3 separate regions of the Homo sapiens genome follow, and all the other regions are linked to region 2. Evidence: read pairs that join two places in POLR2A ChIA-PET (ENCODE). Cell type or tissue: MCF 10A. All regions are shown on one strand.

The links. Peaks named below come from ENCODE experiments on the same cell type or tissue, not always from the same donor. Only the 100,000 strongest peaks of a DNase experiment are listed, where the experiment ranks them.
Region 1: POLR2A ChIA-PET joins it to region 2 with 6 read pairs; 6 of 35 experiments call an interaction of 5 or more read pairs at or near these places.
Region 3: POLR2A ChIA-PET joins it to region 2 with 6 read pairs; 2 of 35 experiments call an interaction of 5 or more read pairs at or near these places.

The regions. Positions count from the first base shown.
Region 1 is chr5:154,712,322-154,717,321 of GRCh38, forward strand. It overlaps a transcript of LARP1 not described here. Among named protein-coding and RNA genes, the nearest start is that of MIR1303, 29 kb to the left of the region's middle. RefSeq lists enhancers at 67-613, 3,265-3,434 and a cis regulatory region at 3,350. In MCF 10A, no CTCF peak of the experiment used is centred here; no DNase peak of the experiment used is centred here.
Region 2 is chr5:154,827,099-154,832,098 of GRCh38, forward strand. It overlaps FAXDC2 (fatty acid hydroxylase domain containing 2), which reads right to left. Exons shown (of 9, transcript NM_032385.5): 5 at 3,703-3,824. It overlaps MIR378H (microRNA 378h), which reads left to right and starts at 2,360; the gene lies at 2,360-2,442. In MCF 10A, no CTCF peak of the experiment used is centred here; DNase peaks (open chromatin) are centred at 2,263, 2,653, 3,013 and 3,703.
Region 3 is chr5:154,879,010-154,884,009 of GRCh38, forward strand. LOC124901119 (a long non-coding RNA gene) reads left to right here. Exons shown (of 2, transcript XR_007059011.1): 1 at 1-83; 2 at 4,146-4,421. Among named protein-coding and RNA genes, the nearest start is that of CNOT8, 23 kb to the left of the region's middle. In MCF 10A, no CTCF peak of the experiment used is centred here; no DNase peak of the experiment used is centred here.

The DNA.
Region 1 (5,000 bases), 110 kb before region 2:
TTTGCAAACAGGAAAGTGGTGTGGTCCAACAGAACCGTATGGGAAGTCAAAAGCAGGAGACTCGGGTTTGGATCCTCACACCATCCCTCTCTGTCGACCTTCCTTGCAAGGGCTGTGTGAACTGGACAAGCCACTTCACCCCTCCAAGGACTCAGTTGTTCCACTGAAAAGAGAAGATGTACTAATAACTCTGCCCCAGGGTCACTGTGAGATCATGTAGTCTGAACCGCACTAAGCACTTTGCAGAGTGTTTTGCTCTTCCTTTAGCCCCAGCTTGTTTTCCAGGGTGGAGAGTGGAGGTGAGGAAGGAAGCCCAGGACCAGGGCTGTGGAGGAGGGGAGACTCAGCGGGTTGCCACCATTTGTTTACTCACCTGAGTCTCTCTGCCTCTAGCCTAGCTGTGCTCCCCGCTAAGGTAAAGAGGTGGGGTAGCCTTGCTCGGCCAATGAGCTGCCGTCGCTCTCTTAAAGGCACCCAGCGTCTGGAAGGAAAACTAGCCTGGCAACCTGGAGAGCTCCCGGGCCAGAGCCAGGAGGCAGCTGTGCGATCTGGATGTACCTAAACCCTCCAGGGCCACATAGTGACCCCAGGCCCTGGTCACTCCATGCTTTGGAGGGTGCTTTTGTCAAAGAGGCCTCCTTTCCCTCACCCAGAGCTGGATTTCCAAGAGGCTCCCATACCTAGCTGCCCTGGCAGACTCCCAGGGAGGAAAAACAGCGTGGCCTTGGCAGCTGCCCCGAGGAAGGAGCCCACAGGTGACAGGGAGAAGCCATTGCCATTCCCTGTCCTGGCCCCCTTCAGCAACCCTGGTGAGTCCTAGCACTCTGCGTTTCTTGAACCTCAGGACAGCAGGGTGTGGTAGGAAGATCCTTCTCCCTAGGGGCAGAAACCTTGGGTGCTGGTTCCAGCCCTGCTGTGTGACCCTGAGCGAGTCACTCCAGCTCTCTGAACCTCACATTCCCCATCTGGGAAAATGAGGAGCTCAAATTCCACTCTCAGCTTTCCTCTTCTATTGTTTTCCCTTGTCACACCCCTTGTTCTGAAAGATTTAAGTCTGTCAGCTGCACCTGTTACATAATAATTTGTTAATTGGTTTTCCTCTTCTATGTGAATTGTGGCCCTGTAATAGCCAATCAGTGTTTTTTGGTTAGCAGACACAAACCACTAAATTGATGCAGGTTTAGCCAAAAGCAGTGTAGTATTTTATTCTGTCTGTGAGATCTTATCTAGAGTCGATATTTGATTTTCATTTGACCTTTTGAAATATGAGAAATAGAGCATTTGTGAGTAATTTCCAGGGAATGGGGTCCCCAGGTGGGGAACTCCTAGATCTAGTTTGCATGGGGTTTATAAGGACACCAGCAAAATCCTGCCTTCACGCCCAAGCTGAGCTTTGGTCTCTGCAGTGCTGCCTCACACACAGGGTTCATTCTTGAAAGTGAAAGCTTTGGACTTAAAAATTTCCTATGTGGAGAGACTGCTCCCAGGAGTCCCCACAGTGAGTTTACCCCACCTCTAGCTGGCTGAGGCTAGGGAAGCCTGGTTGGGGGAGCTGAGGTCTCCCTCAGCCCTCTGTTAGGGTGTGGCCAGGAGAGTGATGGGAACAGGTAGGTATGAACACAGGGCCTGGAGGCCAGGAATATATGGTAGATACCGCTTGTGCTGAAAATCAGGAGCTAGGCCTGCAGTTCTGGTTCTGCACTGACTAGCTCTGTGACCTCAGGCAAATTGTTTACCTCTTTGAACTCAGTTTTCCCAGCTGCAAAATGGGGATTGTAATCTGGGCAATGCTTGCCTACCAGGATTGTTCTTATGACCAAACAAAGTCTGTTCCATGGAAGCTTAGATTCCACAGATTTTAAGATAAATTCAGATTTAAAAATACATTTTGGGATTGATGAGGTAAGGTAATGAATGTTTTGTAAAATGCGGCCTCTGTAGTAATTATTTTCTCCAATCACTGTGTGATAATAATTAATGTGATAAAAGAATTACTGATTATGATGGAATCGTGGCTGCTTGTTTAAATCCTTTTACTTTAAAAAAATACCATTTACTGGGACTTTTTGAAATGTACAATCATATAAACAAAAAGAAAGGGGAAATAGCTCACTGAGTCATGGTATTTTCTAACGACTCGTGGGATGGGAACCCAGTCCTGGAATGTGGCCCCATTGGAAGCAGCAGGATAATACAATGGTTAGAACAGGCATGTTGGAGTAGAGGATCTTGGGCTCAAATATATACTGTAAGACCTACTGATGACCCTGGGTGTAAGTCACTTTTCTTTTCAAAGCCCCTTCTGTGCAGTCACTTGAGCTTCAGCCACCCTGTTCTCTCCTTTCCTGCAGCTCCCTGCTGAGTAAATAAATCTCAGAGAATGTTGGTTTCAAGGGTTGTGGCAGCACCCTCTCTCGGGGTAGAGCCTATGGTAGAAGGAGTGGAGTGAAAGTGAAAGCCAAAACAGTTTCTAGGAATAGGGAACTCAGGCAGGTATTTGAGTAACAATGTGTGTGAGCGTTGTGTGCGTATACGCATGTGTGCATGTGCACAGGAGCTAATGAAATTAAAAATGAAGCCGGGTGCGGTGGCTCACGCCTATAATCCTAGCACTTTGGGAGGCTGAGGCAGGCAAATCATGAGGTCAGGAGTTTGAGACCAGCTTGGCCAACATGGTGAAACTCCGTCTCTACTAAAAATACAAAAAAATTAGCTGGGCGGAGTGGTGGGCACCTGTAATCCCAGCTACTCAGGAGGCTGAGGCAGGAGAATCGCTTGAACCCGGGAGGCAGAGGTTGCAGTGAGCCGAGATCACGACACTGCACTCCAGCCTGGGCGACAGAGCGAGACTCTGTCTCAAAAAAAAGAAGAAATTAAAGTTGAAGATTTTAAGGCCCCTGAAGGGTCATGTTAGCCAGTCCCCTGCTCTGGGGCAAGCCTCTCTTTTTTTTTTTTTTTTTTTTTGAGTCAGTTTCACTTATTGCCCAGGCTGGAGTGCAATGGCTTGATCTCGGCTCACCGCAACCTCCGCCTCCCGGGTTCAAGCGATTCTCCTGCCTCAGCCTCCTGAGTAGCTGGGATTACAGGCATGTGCCACCACGCTCAGCTCATTTTGTATTTTTAGTAGGTCAGGCTGCTCTTGAACTCCCGACCTCAGGTGATCTGCCCGCCTCGGCTTCTCAAAGTGCTGGGATTACAGGCATGAGCCACCGTGCCCGACCAAGCCTGTCTTTTAACCAACACTGAAACGTTGCTGCTGAACACCAGGGAAGACTCCTAAACGTTTTCCTTGGTAACCAGCCTTGGCATCTCAAAATCCTCCCAAGAGTGAATGCGGGGTGTGTGCGAATATTTTTTGAGTGCCTTGGGTATCTGAGTTAGAGTTCCAGGGACACCGAATGACCAAACCTTGGGGAAAAAATAGATTTGAAGTGAATGGACTAGGGAGCAGAAGGGATTGGGAATTCCTCCAATTAGGAACTTTAGTGGAGTAGCTATAGTTATTGCGTACCTACGATGAGCTAACAATTTTACTAGATGTTTTGAAGTCATTACCTTATTTATCCTCACAGTAGCCCATTTTACTATTCCCATTTTACAGGAGAGAGTATTGAAGCTCAGGGAGGCTACAAATCTTAAATAAAATTACTCAGACAAGCAGTGGCAGAACTCCGAATCAGGTCTTTATATGTCTAAATCTGGAGCCTGGGGCCCTTACCCCTTCCACCAGAAGTTACAAATCAGGCTAGACTGCAGTTCTCGGTTGTGTTTTGTTTGGCCTACACAGTGGTGTTTTACTATTTTTTGTTTCTTTTTGAGATGGAGTCTTGCTCTGTTGCCCAGGTTGAAGTGGAATGGTGCAATCTCAGCCCCCTGCACCCTCTGCCTCCCGGGCTCAAGCGATTCTTGTGCCTTAACATCTGTAGCAGCTGGGATTACAGGCGCCCGCCACCACGCCCAGCTATTTTTTTGTATTTTTAGTAGAGATGGGGTTTTGCCGTGTTGGCCAGGCTGGTCTCGAATTCCTGACCTCAGGTGATCTGCCCGCCTCAGCCTCCCAAAGTGCTAGGATTACAGGCATAAGCCACCATGCCCAGCCTTTTACTGTTTAAAAAGTTAGATGCCAACATTTTATTTTGTTTTGAGACAGAGAGTATCACTCTGTCACCCAGGCTGGAGTGCAGTGGAGCCATCTCGGCTCACTGCAACCTCCACATCCAGGGTTCAAGCGATCCTCCTGCCTCAGCCTCCCAAGTAACTGGGATTACAAGCATGCACCACCACACCTGGCTAATTTTTGTATTTTTAGTAGAGATGGGGTTTCACCATGTTGCCCAGGCTGGTCTCCAACTTTTGACCTCAAGTGATCCACCTGCCTTGGCCTCCCAAAGTGTTGGGATTACAGGTGTGAGCCACTGCACCCAGCTGATGGCAACATTTTAAAATGAGATCATTTGGCCAGGCACAGCAGCTCACACCTGTAATCCCAGCACTTTGCGGGGCTAAGGCAGGCAACTTGCTTGAATCCAGGAGTTTGAGACTGACCTGGGCGACATGGCAAACTCCGATCTCTACAAAAAATTCAAAAATTAGCCGGGCGTCATTGAGTGCATCTGTTGTCCCAGCTACTCAGGAGCTGAGGCAGGAGGATTTCCTTGAGCCAGGGAGGTAGAGGTTGCAGATAGCCAAGATCAAGCTGCTGTACTCCAGCCTGGGTAAGAGAATGAGACCCTGTCTCCAAAAAAAAAAAAAGAAAAAGAAAAAAAAGGAGAGAGAGAGAGACAGACTATTTAATATAAAAATCTAGAGTCTAACATGTCTTTAAAAACCAGAAGAAAGATCTGGCACTATATGTCCACATTCTCATATGCCAACAACCAACTTGAGCTGCTGCTTTTAAACAGGGCTTGTGACATCTAGTTTGCTACAGTCCCTACCATTCCCTACTATTCTACCCAGCCTACTTTCTCATTTGTGATGCCAGCCTGGCCCCACAAGCC
Region 2 (5,000 bases):
GTTCGAGACCAGCCTGGCCAACATGGTGAAACCCCATCTCTACTGAAAATACAAAAATTACCCAGGCGTGATGGCACACGCCTGTAATCCCAGCTACTTGGAAGGCTGAGGCAGGAGAATTGCTTGAACCCAGGAAGTGGAGGTTACGGTGAGCCAAGATCGCAGTGCCACTGCACTCCAGCCTGGGTGACAGAGGGAGACTGTCTCAAAAAAAAAAAAAAACCAACAAAACCCAAATAAGAGTGGACAGACAGGAATTGGAAACTATAAAGATAACTCTCTCAAAGAACTTTGCTAGTTAAGAGTTGTTTTTTCTGTTATTTTGTGTGTGTGTGTGTGTGTGTGTGTGTGTGTGTGTGTGTATGTCTGTTTTTTTGTGAGAGAGGATCTCACTCTGTCACCCAGGCTGGAGTGCACTCTTTGTTTACTTCCATCCCATCGCGAGGCCAGGTTTCGCCAGCCTGTTGTGAGAGGACATGTTAGGTGAGGCCATTACACCTAACCGTAGCTTACTGCAGCCTCAACCTCCTGGGCTCAAGCAGTCCTCCCACCTCAGCCTCCCAAGTAGCTAGGACTACAGGCATGCACCATCACACCCAGCTAATTTTTGTATTTTTTGTAGAGACAGTGTTGGGTGGGGTGTTTTGTCATGTTGCCCAGACTGGTCTCAAACTCCTGAGCTTAGGCATTCCTCCTGCCTTGGCCTTACAAAGTGGTAGGATTACAGGTGTGAACTACTCCACCTGGCCTGTTTTTTTTCCTTCTTTTTGAGTCAGTGTCTCACTCTGTCACTCAGGCTAGAGTGTAGTGGTATGATCATAGCTCACTGTAACCTCGACCTCCTGGGCTCAAGCAATCCTCCCGTCTCAGCTTCCCAAGTAGCTGGGACTACAGGCAAACGCCACCTCACTTGCCTAGTTAAAAAATTTTTTGTAGAGATGGGATCTCGTTCTGTCGCTTGGGCTGGTCTCGAACTCCTGGGCTCAAGTGATCCTCCTGCCTCAGACTGCCAAAGTCTGGGATTACAGGCGTGAGCCACCACACCTGGCCTGTTTTATTTATTTATTTTTCTTTTTGAGTCAGGATCTCACTCTGTCACCCAGGCTGATCTCAAACTCCTGGGCTCAAGCGATTCTTCTGGCTCAGCCTCCCAAAGTTTGGGATTACAGTAGTGAGCAACCACACTTGGTGGGGTTTTTTTTGTTTTGTTTTGTTTTGTTTTGTTTTTTAGATGGAAAAAATTTACCACGTTTGTAATAATCTAGAGAGGAATAATGAGAGAAAGAGAAGGAAAAGAAGATACAAGAAAGCAAAGAGAGAATTGCAGCAGCCATTTCCTGGATGTAGTACATGGATAGGGGAGGAATCACCCACAGACAGGAGCAAGGAGAGTTCACCTGTGGTGTCAGGTGGGCAGGCAGAGCATGTGGGTGCAGGTACTGGTCACTGCCCAATGTGGTGTGCATCTATAAAACTCTTCTGCTTGCTTTAGTTTTTTGTTTTTTTTTTCCCCCTAGAGACAGTGTCTCACTCTGTCTCCCAGGCTGGAGTGCAATAGCACAACCATGGCTCGCTTCAGCCTTGAACTCCTAGGTTCAAGTGATCCTCCTGCCTTGACCTCCTGACTAGCTGAGACTACAGACACACGCCACTGTGCCCGGCTAATTAAAATAATTTTTTTTGTAGAGACAGGGATCTCACTATGTTGCCCAGGCTGGTCTTGAACTCCTAGCATCAAGCGATCCTCCTGTCTCTGCCTCCCAAAGTGCTGAGATTACAAGCCTGAGCCACTGTGCCCCAGCCTGCGTAAATTTTCTTTTTTTCTTTTTTTTTTTTTTTGAGGCAGAGTCTTGCTCTGTCGCCCAGGCTGGAGTGCAGTGGTGCAATCTCGGCTCACTGTAACCTCTGCCTCCCAGGTTCAAGCAATTCTCCTCCAGGCATGCGCCACCATGCCCAGCTAATTTTTGTATTTTTAGTAGAGGCAGGGTTTTGCCATGTTGCCCAGGCTGGTCTTGAACTCCGGAGCTCAAGTGATTTGCCCATCTCGGCCTCCCAAAGTGCTGGGATTACAGGCATGAACCACCACGCCCAGGCTTAAATTTTCTTAGTGAAATGGGAAGCAAGGCCCCTCCCTCTGCCAGCAGTTAGGGGAGGAGGTGTGAACTAGCCATTCAGGCAGTGGGAGAGTAAACAGAGCAGGAATGGATCATAGGAACACCAGGTAGCATTCAGCTCCCCACTTGAGGATCTGTTTCTGATGTGTTAGTTCAGGGGCCAGTCCTTCCTTGAAACAGCCAAAGATTAAATGGCCTCGTGAGGTTCTTTCCTGCTTGTGTGCCCACTTGAGGGTGCATGTGGTACAGGAACACTGGACTTGGTGTCAGATGGGATGAGCCCTGGCTCTGTTTCCTAGCAGCAATCTGATCTTGAGCTAGTCACTGGACATTTCTGAACCTCAGCTTCTGCAGAATGCAATGACATCTTCCAATGTAGCTCTGTAGTCATTGTGTAGACCACAAGGTTGTACAGACGGCAGGTAATATTCTGGAGAGCCAATTAAGAATGTGAGCCCTGAAGTCACAAAGCCTGCATTTGAATCATAGTTTACCCGTGTAACACCTCTGTTTCCTCATCTGAACAGTGAAGGTTCTTGGCCTCAGTTGAAGATGTGAGCATTTAGTCAGTGGTGCTACAACAGCCGTGGTTGACAGATGAAGTGTTCTCAAGGACCAAGCACAGGGTTTGACACTTTAGGCTCTGATTCATGTCCTGCCAAGCTGGGCCTGGAGGAAGCCCCCAAGCCTGGCTGGCAGCTGTTGTCCCAAGTGAGGGGGACAGTAAGCCAGGCCAGCAGTCCAGTTCAGGAAGGGGCCCACTTCAAAGGAGTGGGTCAAGAGCACTGTTTGCCTTTCTGGAGTGCTGGGCTGGGGCAAAAGGACCTGAGAGCTGAGGTGGTTCACCCAGACACCTGGGCAGATGACTAAAAGATGATTGTCTTGTCTGGGAAAGAAGCCAGGATGTGGTTTGGGTGGAGCTGGGTAAAGAACCTGGGTTTCAGAATCAACTTCTTCCTTGTTGTGTAGGAAAAGGCGAGCCAGACTCAGGGAACAGTGGGACCCACTTCCCGGCGCTGTGCAAGTCAGAGTTCCTTGTAAGCAGGGTCTGGGCCTCACTTATCATGGATTTGCCCTGGTGCCTTTCACTATTGGTCGAATTGAGTATTTCGGAAGGAGAACTTGTTTAAAAGACAGCCACCGCCCACACATTCAGAATCCATACTATCCGTCTATTACAGTGGAGTTATCCATTGTTTTCGCAGCTGTCTCCCTCTCTCATAACAACAGCTGTTACCCATATTCTAGCATCCACCCATTGCTGTCTCCATTCCTATGGGTAAAGTGGAGTTGCCTGCCTTCTCAGTGCCAGGCTGACCACAGTGCCATGGGGCACCACAGGCAGGTCCAGAGCCTGGGCCAGGAATCAAGAGACCAGAACACTGGTCTTGACTGGCCACTAGCTGAGTGACTCTGAGGTTGTGGGCAAATTATTTCCTCTCTTTAACCTTCTAAACTGGGGGAGCCTTGTTGCTAATAACTTGGCTCACACTGGCCAGGTCTCTCCTGGGCCAGTGGTGAGAATTCTGAGAGTGTGGCTTTGGCTCTTGCTTTCTGTGCTTTGACCAGAAGTTGCAACAACACTTACAGGTTCATTCTTGCCGACCTGAATTCGGTAGCGAGAGATGAAGTTAGGTTTTCCTGTTGTGTCAACCACCAATAGAAGCCCATTGAAGCTCCAGAAGAAGAGACAAGGCACTTGGATGGCACCTGAGATTGGGAAACAGAAACAGTCAGGGCGACTTTGGGTTCTCACAGCACATAGACTAACAGAACATACTTTTTTGTGGTGACTGAGGCTTCATCCTAGACATTTCTTTGCCAGGGAGGTCTTAGGGCTTGGGACCAAGGGGTTACCTGTAGTCTTGGGTAGGAACTTGGACAGGCCATTTAAGGAGTGTCTCCATTTTCTTAGCCATAAAATAGGGACAACCTTCAAGGTGGTTGGTGGTTTTCATATAAATACATATGAAAGTATGTTAAGATATATAATACCCTCTAAAATAGAAATGAATTCAGGTTGACATTTGGGAGTCTGCGCCCACTGAACCCTTTATGAATTGCCAAGGAAGGAGAAGCAAAGGAAGTACTCTGTATGGTATGGGTCACAGTGAGCCCTGGGCTAGGAGTCAGTCAGGAAACTTAATCCCTGTCATCCTACTAACTGAGCAGCAGAACTTCAGGTGTCATCTAGTCAGTATAAGTGGAAAACTCATCGTTGTTTTTTTTTTGTTGTTTGTTTGTTTGTTTTTTTGAGACAAAGCCTCTCTCTGTCATCCAGGCTGGAAGTGCAGTTGTGTGATCATGGCTCACTGTAGCCTCGACCTGCCAAGCCGAAGTGATCCTCTTGCTTCAGCCTCCTGAATAGTTGGGGCTACCGGCACCTGCCACCATGCCCAGCTAGGACTCGGCTTTGCTTAATTCCATGTCTGTGCCCCTCCACCAGCACCCTTCATGCTCCATCAACCGAAGTAACTGTGGCGGCTGGGACTTGGAAAATACTTGCCAGCACTGTAGGGGAGTAGGATTGGTACAAACCTTCTAGAGGGCAATTTGGCAGTAACTGAAGTAATAAAGTGAGAGAGTCAGAGAGCCAAGACAGAAAGGGAGAAAGAAGAAAAGGACACACGTCTGTTTGTATGCATAAATGTCCGTCACAGCATTAAAAAAAAAATTTAAGCAGCCTAAATACCCATTAGTAGGGAAGGGACTAAACAGATTAGAGTATTTCCATATAATGGAATAGAATGGGAAGCTTAGAGTATTAAGTAAGGCTACATTAATAGGCATGGAAAGATACCTACAATCTATTCAATGAAAAAAAGATTTAAAAATAGTTGGTATCTCATAAGTACAACTATATACCCAATATATAAAAGATGCACA
Region 3 (5,000 bases), 52 kb after region 2:
AATAAACCTGGACTCTCAGCAATGAAGGAAGAAAAGTCCTACAAATACTGTGGCGACCAGGTAACTCCTCTGCACACACCAAGGTAAGAAAAGCTGCGGGGGCGGTGAAGTACTTCTTTGGTGGTCAGGACATCCTGGAGGTTGAAAGTGTGTGAATAAGATGCACAGTTGAGTGCAAAGCAAGTGTGCAGTCCGGATCTGTGGTTCCACGGTCACCTCATATGGCTTAGGGCAGCTTTCCTGTCATGAGGCTTATACCGACCCGCCAATGCTAAGAGGGACCCAAATTCCCATAAGGGAAGTGGCCGGAGAAGGATGAAACAAAAGTAGGGGAGTGCAAGAAACCTCCAGTGGCAGGGGAGGGGTTGAACCTTCAGGGAAAAGGGGGCAAGAAATCTCTCATAAAAGAGGTTGAGCCACACAGACTCAGGAAACTCAGGGAAACACCTAAAACTTCCAGAATGGGAAATACCTCAAGCAGGACAGGAAATAAGAAGGATAAGACAGACAATAAAATTCCCTCTGATAGCCCTCTAGGTCTCATGTTAACATACTGGAAGGATAATGAAAGGACCAAACACAAGAAAAAGCAACAAACGATAAAATATTGCTGTTTTATTTGGACCAAAAAACCTATCCTCAAACCTTCAGTCTTTTGGCCAAAAGTTTCGATCTAGTGAGGATTGGATTTGTCAGCTTTTAATAGGGTATGTCAATAACAAAAGTCCTGTCTCCCAGGAGGAAATAGACTATGCCCTGTGTTGGTGGTGGGGGCCTGTCCTCTGTTCCCTAAAGGATACGGGGGACAAGCCAGAAGCTACTTCTTCTCAAGAAATTAATATCCCTCATCCCAAAAAGTCAACCAACACGTGGGACCCCTTAGACCACCTTCCCCCACCAAACACCACTAACTTCCCTCCCCCTCCAGTAGCTGCAACTGCCCCAGACCCTTCCCCAGCTCACTTTGTTTCTTCCCCTTATAATCCTGACTTGGGGTCTCCCTAGCCTGAATGCCCTTCCCCAGGAAGACTTCAACGTGAGATAGAACAGTGTAAAAAAGATATCCAAAACTTTCCTTTCCCCACTACCTCGAGAATCTGCTCCAACGATCTTTCCCTTAAGGGAAGTGCTTCTAGGAGGAGGGGGCATTTGTTTTGTGAACGCCCTGTTAACCAGTTCAGAAGTCCGAAGCCTAAAAAGGGCTCAAACCACTCTTAGACAATCCCTATGGAGTAGCAGATCAAATTGATCAATTTCTAGGACCCCAGTTGTATACTTGGACTGAGTTAATGTCCATCCTAGGCATCCTCTTTTCGGGAGAGGAAAGAAGCATGATCTGCACTATGACGGTTTGGGAACGTGAACACCCCCTCAGTCATAACGTCCTTGCAGCTAAACAAAAGTTCCCAGCCCAAGATCCTCAATGAGATAACAATGTAGCCCATTGAGGGAATATGAGAGATCTTAGAGATAGGATAATTAAAGGGATTCGGGAATCAGTTCCTCGAACTCAAAATATACCAAAGCTTTTAATATACAACAGGGAAAGGATAAAGGACCTACGGAATTCTTAGAGAGGCTTAAAGAGCAAAGGAGGAAATATGCTGGCCTAGAATTAGAAAACCCCCTTGGATGAGGAATGTTAGAGCTCCGTTTTGTCACCAGATATTACAAAGAAATTACGAAAGATAGAAAATTGGAAAGACCATCCCATAGAAGAGCTTTTAAAGAGAATGAAAATGTATATGTACGGAGGGATGAGGAAAGGCAAAAGCAAAAGGCAGAGAATTGGCTTTGAATGGATTGAAGGTATCATATCCCTACCTGTGTCAGAAACAAAACAAGAGCTCAGAAAATTTTTGAGATTGGTTGGATACTGTTGCCAATGAATTGACTCTTATGCCTTAGAAACAAAACCTTTGTATGAAAGACTCACCCAAGAAGAGCCAGACCCCCTTCTCTGAACTCTAGCAGAAATCAAACAAGTAGAAAAGTTAAAACATTTACTAGTGACTGACCCTGTTCTAGCTTTACCCTCCCTAGAACAGCCATTCCATCTTTTTGTCAGTATTAAGCAAAGGAGTGGCTTTAGGGGTACTCACCCAAGAGCATGGGGGCCACTGGCAGCAACAGCCTTGCTCAGGGAGGAAAGCAGAAAATTAACCTCTGGGGGAAAACTCATTGTTAGCACACCTCACGAAGTCAGAACTATCCTCAACCAAAAGGCAGAAAGGTGGCTCGCTGACTCAAGAATTTTAAAATATGAAGCTATCCTGCTAGAGAGAGATGACCTGACACTAACCACTGACAATTCTCTAAATCCAGCTGCTTTTCTAACCAGGAATCCAAACCAAAAGGTAACAGGGAACCCACAACCAATGGAACCTGAGCATAAATATTTAGACCTAATTAGTTACCAAACCAAAGTTAAGACTAGACTTATGTGAAACTCCTTTTCAAACAGGGAAACATCTTTTTGTAGATGGTTCCTCCCAGGTAATAGAAGGAAAAAGGGATTACAGATACTCTGTAGTTGACAGAGATACCCTCACAGAAATAGAATCAGGAAGATTACTCAATGACTGGTCCGCACAGACGTGCGAGCTAATTGCTCTAAATCAAGCCTTAAAATTTTTACAAAATCGGGAGGGAACAATTTATACTGACTCCAAATATGCCTTTGGAGTAGTATATACCTTTGGAAAAATCTGGACTGAATGAGGCCTTACTAACAGTAAAGGTCAAAACCTAGTCCATAAGGCCGGGTGTGGTGGCTTGTGCCTGTAATCCCAGCACTTTGGGAGGCCGAGGCAGATGGATCACAAGGTCAGGAGATCAAGACCATCCTGGCTAACACGGTGAAACCCCGTCTCCACTAAAAATACAAAAATTAGCCAGGCGTGGTGGCGGGTGCCTGTAGTCCCAGCTACTCGGGAGGCTGAGGCAGGAGAATGGCGTGAACCCGGGAGGTGGAGCTTGCAGTTAGCCGAGATCACACCACTGTACTCCAGCCTGGGCAACAGAGTGAGACTCCGTCTCTAAAAAAAAAAAAAAAAAAAACCTAGTTCACAAAGAGTTAATAATACAAGTATTAGATAATCTCCAGCTTCCTGAGGAAATAGCTATTGTTCATGTCCCAGGACACCAAAAAAAACCCTCTCCTTTGAAAGTCGGAGAAATAATCTAGCCAACCAAATAGCCAAACAGGCTGCCTCTTCCCAAGCTACACCCATTTTTCATTTAACCCCTCATCTTCCCCCTTCCACTGCACTTCCCATCTTCCCCCACGCAGACCAGGAAAAACTAAAGAAATTAGGAGCTGAGGAAAACTCAGAAGGAAAATGGGTATTACCAGATGGAAGAGAAATGTTATCCAAGCCTCTTATGAGGGAAATACTGTCACAACTTCATCAAGGATCTCATTGGGGTCCTCAAGCTACGTGTGATGCAGTCCTTAGAGTCTATGAATACACAGGAATATACACCCTCACTAAGCAAGCAGTGGATGGTTGCATAGCGTGCAGAAAGACTAATAAGCAAACCCTAAAGAGGCAACCTCCTGGAGGAAGGAACCCACGGTCAAGGCCATTCTGAAGTGTCCAGGCTGACTATACTGAAATGCCCCCAATAGACCACCTCAAGTATTTGCTAGTAATAGTAAAATACCTCACCCACTGGGTAGATGCCATCCCCTTCCCAAGCACAACAGCCAGTAATGTGGTCAAAGCCCTGTTAGAACACATCATACCCAGGTTTGGACTAATAGAAAACATTGATTCAGACAATGGGACCCACTTCACTGCATACATCATTAAAGGACTAACCTAGGCATTAGAAATAAAATGGGAATATCATATTCTCTGGCATCTGTCCTCATCAGGGAAAGCAGAAAGAATGAATCAAACTTTAAAAAATCACCTAACCAAGTTAATCCTGGAAACTCGGTTACCATGAACAAAATGTCTTCCCATTGCCTTACTCAAAATCCGGACTGCCCCTTGAAAGGACCTTGGCCTGTCCCCTTATGAAATGCTCTATGGGTTGCCTTACCTAAATTCCACTACTGACCTTTCTACATTTGAAATGAAAAATCAGTTTCTCAAAATCTATGTATTTGGTCTGTCTTCCACCCTTTCCTCCCTCAGGATTCAAGGCCTCCTAGCGCAAACACCACCTCTCAAATTCCCAGTCCACCAACATCAACCCAGAGATCACATCCTTGTCAAAATCTGGAAAGAGGGAAAGCTTGAGCCCACCTGAGAAGAACCTTACCTAGTGCTCCTAACAACTGAGCAGTCCGAACTGCTGAAAAGGGGTGGATCCATTATACCCAAGTCAGAAAGGCACTGCCCTCTCCAAAGCCATGGACCGTCGTCCCAGGGCCAACTCTCACCAGAGTAACATTAAAGAGAAAAGCCTAATCTGTCTTTTTTTCCTCTTCTCTTTCCCTTAGCTGCCTCTCGTCTTATTATTAACTTAACTAGGTCAAGCTCACCCCAAATCCAAAGCATTACTTTCAATGCTTGTCTTGCCATGCCCCGAGGGAATCTCCAAAGTCAGAGACAGCTAGCCTCCTAGAAAAGCTCTGCCCATCCACCCCTTCCAAACCCAGCACCACCTATAACCTTTGCAATCAACAACCATGAGCCTTCCAGGGGTTATGATATAGTTGGGGAGCTGTTATCTGGACTACCAAATATCAGGGCTGGACCTCCTCAGAAGGCTGCACCACCCTAAAATCCTACCTCCACTTCACCATAGGAATCACCCCCTCAAATTGCCAAATCCACCAGTGCAACCCAGTACTTCTCTCTATTCTTATCCCCACCTCCACTGACCCTAACCCCACTTGTCTTTATGGCCTAGGAATGGATGTCACTGGAAAAGACCCCATAGGCTCCTCTAAAATATCTTTCATTGGCTGGGCGTGGCGGCTCACACCTGTAATCCCAGCACTTTGGGAGGCCGAGGCAGGCGGATCACAAGGTCAAGAGATTGAG